Regions from separate parts of the Homo sapiens genome. Here region 2 is linked to region 1. Evidence: chromatin contacts called from ENCODE Hi-C data. All regions are on one chromosome and are shown on one strand. Each heading gives the region's core, a stretch centred on a gene start or an enhancer-like site at or near the end of the contact. The rest is flanking DNA. Distances are from core to core; before and after follow the strand shown.

Region 1 (2,964 bases), core at 261-2,760:
CAGCTGAGCTTAGATACTCTGCCTGCTCCAGATCACCATGGACACCCCCGACCCTTGCCTCATTTCACTTATTAACCTTAATTGCCTAGCCTTGGAGGACATTATGCTTAGTGAAATAAGCCAGGCAAACATCGCATGTTCTTATTTACATGTGGAACCTACAAAAGTTAAACTCATAGAAGCAGAAAGTGGAATGGTGGTTAACAGGGGCTGGGGTTGGGAGGGATTGGGGAGATGTCCATCTAAAACATGAAATTTCAGTTAGACAGGTGGAATAAGTTCAAGAAATCTATTGTTCAATGTGGTGACTATAGTTAAAAATGAATTATATACCAGAAAATTGCAAAGACAGATTTTTTTTTTTTTTTTTTTGAGACAATGTCTTGCTCTATTGCCCAGGCTCCCAGGCTGGAGTGCAGTGGCACAATCTCGGCTCACTGCAACCTCCACCTCCTGGATTCAAGCGATTCTCCTGCCTCAGCCTCCCAAGGAGCTGGGATTACAGGTGCATGCCACCATGACTGGCTAATTTTTTTATTTTTAGTAGAGACAGGGTTTCACCATGTTGGCCAGGCTGGTCTCAAACTCCTGGCCTCGTGATCTATCCACATCAGCCTCCCAAAGTGTTGGATTACAGGCGTCAGCCGCCACACCCAGCCAAGACAGTAGATTTTAAGTGTTCGTACCACAAAAGGTGTGCTTCAGTTTCTTTATCTGTATAATGTATATGTTAATTAGCTTGATTCAACTATTCCACATTGTATATGTATTTCAATGTGTTGCATACCACACATATAATACAATTATTATTTGTCAATTAAAAATAAAAATTAAATTAAAAAAGAATCCAACTTTAGTTCATGAAGTAATCAAACTTTATCTTTTCACAAGTCTATTCAGGCTTATTATCATGTCATCATCTCTTTAGTATAGACCTTGGGCTCTGGTGCCAGGCTATGTGAATTCAATCTCAGCTTTGGTACTTTTAGCTGTGTGGCCTTGGGCAGGTCACTTAACTTCTCTGTGCTTCAGTTTCCTTATCTGTAAAATAGAAATAATAATCATACCTCCTTCAAAGGGTTGTTTGAGGATCAAATATGTTTAATGCTTATAAAATACTTAGAACCACACCTGACATGTAGTCTGTTCTCTATAGATGTTAGCTATATGATTGTTACCGTTATTATCATTATGTGTTAAGAGCAACAAAGGGGGAGGGAAAATGGCCAAAGGAAGTGGACGCAGAGTTACTTTCCCCAACTTGGATGCTTTCTACTTTCCTGTTCTTCCTGTGCCAAGGCAGATTGATTGGGTTCTTAGCCACATTGCCACTCAGGGTCAACAGTCAGCTAGGATTTCTTTTTATTTTTTTTTTAATTTTTTTGAGACATAGATGACAGCTGGCATTTAAAGAAAGAGTGGAGAATTTGCTAGGATAGAGCAAGCATTGGACTTGGATTCAGAAGTCCTGGGGCTGGCTGAATCCCAGCATGGAATGACTGGGCAGTCCACGACAACCTCCTCAGTTTACAGATGAGGACACTGAGTCCCAGAGATTTAGGCTGCAGGATCTCCAAGACCTCGTGTGGATCCAAAAGTCTTAACATTGGTTTCCAATGAGTGCCAATTATAAATCAAGTCCTGTGAAAACATAAAAAGGAACCTAAGAATCAAATGGTCAAGAATTGTGTTTATTTCTGCAGCCCTGGTCAAGAAAAGGCCATGTTCATAGCTGGCATTCAGTTTCCTGTTGGGAGTGGTAAAGGCAACAAGCCAGGGATTTTGTTAGTTCTTGGATCCAGAAGGTTGTAGGGTTGTTCCAGTGAATTTTATCACCTCCCCAGTACTGAAAGGGCACAGGCCTCTTGTGCTGTTCTAGGCACTGTGATTTCAAATAGTGCTTGAATGATCTTATTTTTCTTATCCAGAATATCTTTGACACAGCTAATGCACTGTGGAATCACCTATGGACATTCAAGTCAGATTAGGGGATTTTCTTTTTGAGTGCTTCATCTCATTCTCCTTCTACCTACCTATTGCTTCAATAAGCTCTACTCACCCCCTTCCAGTGGTCAGCTGAGCTTTGCTCCATAGTGAGAAGAAAACCATCATTTAGTGCATGTTCTCAGGGCTGGATAGCATGGGAATTGGTCCAGTCAGCTTTGGAGTAAAATAAGCTGTGAAACTCCAGAGGGGGTTTGACAGAGGAACCCACTGACTCGTGGCTTTCGTTTTTCCCTCTCTGCAGACCTCCTCAACTCTGTCTCCCTTTGGCTGCCCAGAAAAGGTGCTTTCAGAGTGACAAGCTTGATATTTTTATTTGACTGAGAAACGACATACTTCTGCCCCCTCAAATATATATTTGACCAGACTGTGGGAATTTTGGTGTTGTATTTAACTTCCCCACCAAGGGCCCAGGGCTCATTGCCCACATGTCCCCACGAGTAGCATCAAAGGCTGTTCTCAAAAATGAAAGACGAATGAGCAGACACAGTGTGTCACATCAGCAACTTTTTTCCCAGTTTCTTTGTAAATGGAAGTTTATGAAAAGGAGCACTAACTCAAATCACAGAATCCTGTGTTTGAAATAAATGGTCTTGCAACAAACATTTCCGTCTGCAAATGTCTAAACCTTTCAAAAGATTAAAGGAAATTAATGCTGGCGTGTTTCATTAATTTGGCACCACCGTGGAGGAAATGTGGTACTCATTTCATTTGGGTGGATTATGAAACGTGTCAGTTTTTCCATTCTCTTTCTCCAGGGCATTTTTTTACTGCAAGGCCTGTCATGATGACATCACAGATCCCAAAAGAATAAAAAAATGTGGCTGCAAACGGCGTAAGTAGTGTTTCTCTCCCTGTCCCCTCCCTTTCTCATTCCTATTCCCCAAATTCCTTTTCCTTCCCTTTTCTTATTAGAGAAACACTAAACATCGAGAGTTTTCTTGAGTATGTTTATGTTTC
Region 2 (2,964 bases), core at 270-2,769, 91 kb before region 1:
TACTAAGTAGTTTAAAGAAGGCCTTTGGTCACTTAGATCTTTCATCAGAAAATATAAGCTTGGGAAAGGCACGGTAATAAAGGGCCATTAGCACCCTTTGTTTGATGTTGTTTTTCCAGTCAGTAAAACAAGATTGATGAAATGTTATGTTTGGCCAAATTTTGAGTTTTCATTTGGAATTCAGTGTTGAGAGAATGGGCTGTCAGAATCAATAAGTTTTCTTTCGCTTGGGATATGGGCATGTGGTAGTAATTAGCAATATAAGGTCTTTAGTTGAGCAACCAAGCATGGATTCTGGCAGCAAACATAATGAGAAACTACAGTTGTTCTATTTCTAACGTCAAAAAGTTTCCAGATAAAATTAAATGCATTTGCAAAAGGAAAGCAGCTAAACTTTGTTGAAAGATAAAGTTCAGACTCTTAAAACAGTGTGCTGTGCTCTGAGTTTTTGTGTATGCATAAGTCCATGTGCTCTGCCCATGGACACACACATACATGTTCTCTGCTCCCCAGGACCCAATCAAATAAATGCCCAGAAAGAAATTAGAATGTATACATAGTTAAGGGATTTGTTTACTTGTGCATATTTTATTCAGAAATGATTTCTCTAACAATATATTAACTTGTCAGAGAACTCAAGGTAACTCATGATCTAAAGCTACAGAGACATAAAACTTTGAAATTCAAAGATTATTTAAAGTACAAAATTTAGGCAGAGAAGATCAGGGTTTTGTTTGTACAACACCCAAATTCAGGATATTTGAGAATATGAAGATTTCATTGGCATTTCATTTTCAGTTTTAATCAATGTGTTTGGCATAATATAAACATTTCAAGTAGCATTCTCAAAGCCTCTTCACCATCAACACTATTTCAAGGGCCTAGAGTGCCTTACCCAACATTTTCATCACCTCCTGAAGGATACCCAGTCCCTGCAGTAGGTATGGGTAATTGTGCACATGTGCGTGTGTGTTGGCTATTTCATGTATGTTATGATGGATTGGAGCATCTAAGAATAGGGGTTTGGGTGTCCACAACCAAGGGTTCAGTGAGTAGCTGAGGCAGGTAATCTCTCTGAGTTGGAGGGATTAGAGCTCTCTGGGCTCTTGGGCTGATACCCTAAATCTTATTCATAAGGGAGCCCTCCTGCAGCCCAGCCTGCCTCCCAAGGCCACTGCCTCCTCCTCCTTTCCTTTGTGTAAGGTCAAAGCTGCTTAGAGACAGGGAAGGCCTGAGGGCTGGTGACGCTCCCATGGCCTTTGGGATCCCCAGCTCTCTCCTCCCTCTCACAGCCCCTTGCAGTTTCCCCCAGAGGTCTCCTCCCTGAGTGTGATTCATTCCACTCCTGGTTAGTTTATGAGAACTGACAAGATCGTGGTCCAAGGTCACATGGCCAAGGGCCATGGAAAATAATCAGTCACAGAGAGGAATCCATCTGCTGTAACCCCCTTGTTAGAGGGAGTCCAGCCGGGAGCCACCCAGACCTTGTGTTTCCCATGTTGGGACTTGAGTGACTCAAGTTTGAGGCAATCCTAGGCCCAGGTGTTTGGGACAGAGAGAATGGGATGGGTTTGGATTATTCTACTGATTCCTGGTAGCCAAATGCTGACAGGGCACACGAGAGGGGAATGAGTCATGAAAGACTAGATGTAGCCAAGGTGGGAGAGGAAAGTGAGTGTAATTAACTTGAAGGAAGGTCCTCAGGATGAAGCTGCTGAGCCGCCATTCTGGTTTGGGGAATAGTTGTCATGGACTAACCCGTCTCTTGCTCCAATTCAAGAAAGCTGCCTGTGAAACTTAAATGCTGTGGCTTCTCTTGGAACATTTGCCTATAGAGACAGGAGTGCCACACACTTCCTGAAATGAGAATGTGAATCAGTGCAGCCTAAAGCCCCAGGACTGCCTTCTCTGGCAATAGTAATACCTACAAATATTTGCATATTTCAGAATCCTCACATTGATCCTGTGAGAAAGGTATTACCATCATCTCCATTTGGAATGAGTGAAGAAACTGAGGAACAGGGAGGTTAAGTAACTTGCCTGACATCACGCAGCTAGTAAAGAGTTGGGCTGGGGTTTGAACCTGGACAGCCTGCTTCCCTGCGTCCTGCTGCCTCTCCATGTCATCTCTTGAGACTCCATTCTGCTCTAAACTCAGTGATCTCCTATTGTTTGTATCTTCCTCCACCTTTCCGTATAAGGGGAGCCAGAGTACCGTGCTCATGATGGAGAGGAAGAGAAAGGCATGAGCTTCACTTTGGGGCTGTCTCCTCTCCCCTCCTGCCCACCCACTACCCCTAAGGGTCCTGGCCCCAGGATTGAGGGGAAAAAGATGGAGAGGGGACAAAACCATTCCTTCCTTTATTTTTCCCATTTGGTTAGACTAGAATTCTAATTCCCTCTTGAACACTTCTAGCAATGAAAGGCTCTCAAGGACAGACAGATGAACCACACCTAAAGTGAGAATTGTGCCTTTTTTGTGGATTTCAACATTTTCTTCCCCTTCCTGGCTCCATCCTTTAAAGGTAGTTCCATGGAGAATTGTAGTGATCTGCTAAACTTGGACTTCCCTGCTGGGCAGATCTCACCTGCAGAGCCTTCTATACCCTTGCAGATGGAACCACCTGTTCCCTTTCACTCCTTAGTTAGTCTGCCGCACAGCACAGAGCAGTATCTGGAGGTGGTTTCTTCCTTATCAGTGAAAGGCACAGTAGAGCCCCACGTGACCAGTTCTGCAGGGTGCATTCTGTGTGTTTGTTTCATAGCTTTGACTTGGAATATTCACCCTCAGGAGCCTGTATCCCGCTGGAGGGAGTTAGGGCTGTCTGCCTTCAACCTCGGATGTGGTCTCCACATTGGAAAGAGCCTTACATTCAGAGAGATGGGGACAGTTTGTCATGCTTTTCTATTTAAATATGAAACTAGAGTACTTAATTATCTTCTTTATTGTAAATGCTCATATTT

What was found. Hi-C counts contacts between places; a loop is a spot of excess contacts on that map. Pooled maps may share reads with other maps.
Region 2: a map of gastrocnemius medialis shows a loop between it and region 1 (2.8-fold over the local background). The contact joins two enhancer-like sites. A Hi-C loop is called at or near these places in 25 of 168 maps with a recorded cell type or tissue (A673, Caco-2, Calu3 and 21 more), 15 of 37 single-sample maps with no recorded cell type and 25 of 50 pooled maps.

Annotation. Positions count from the first base shown.
Region 1 is chr10:77,011,842-77,014,805 of GRCh38, reverse strand. It overlaps KCNMA1 (potassium calcium-activated channel subfamily M alpha 1), which reads left to right. Exons shown (of 28, transcript NM_001161352.2): 18 at 2,763-2,839. Among named protein-coding and RNA genes, the nearest start is that of KCNMA1-AS1, 130 kb to the right of the region's middle. Within about 2 kb of position 1,510, at least 2 of the 41 ENCODE cell types and tissues checked have a DNase peak (open chromatin) inside an H3K27ac peak, as active enhancers do; they include ascending aorta, where a contact is called at or near this core.
Region 2 is chr10:77,103,151-77,106,114 of GRCh38, reverse strand. All of the region lies in intron 9 of KCNMA1 (potassium calcium-activated channel subfamily M alpha 1), which reads left to right. Among named protein-coding and RNA genes, the nearest start is that of KCNMA1-AS2, 36 kb to the left of the region's middle. Within about 2 kb of position 1,519, at least 5 of the 41 ENCODE cell types and tissues checked have a DNase peak (open chromatin) inside an H3K27ac peak, as active enhancers do; they include ascending aorta, where a contact is called at or near this core.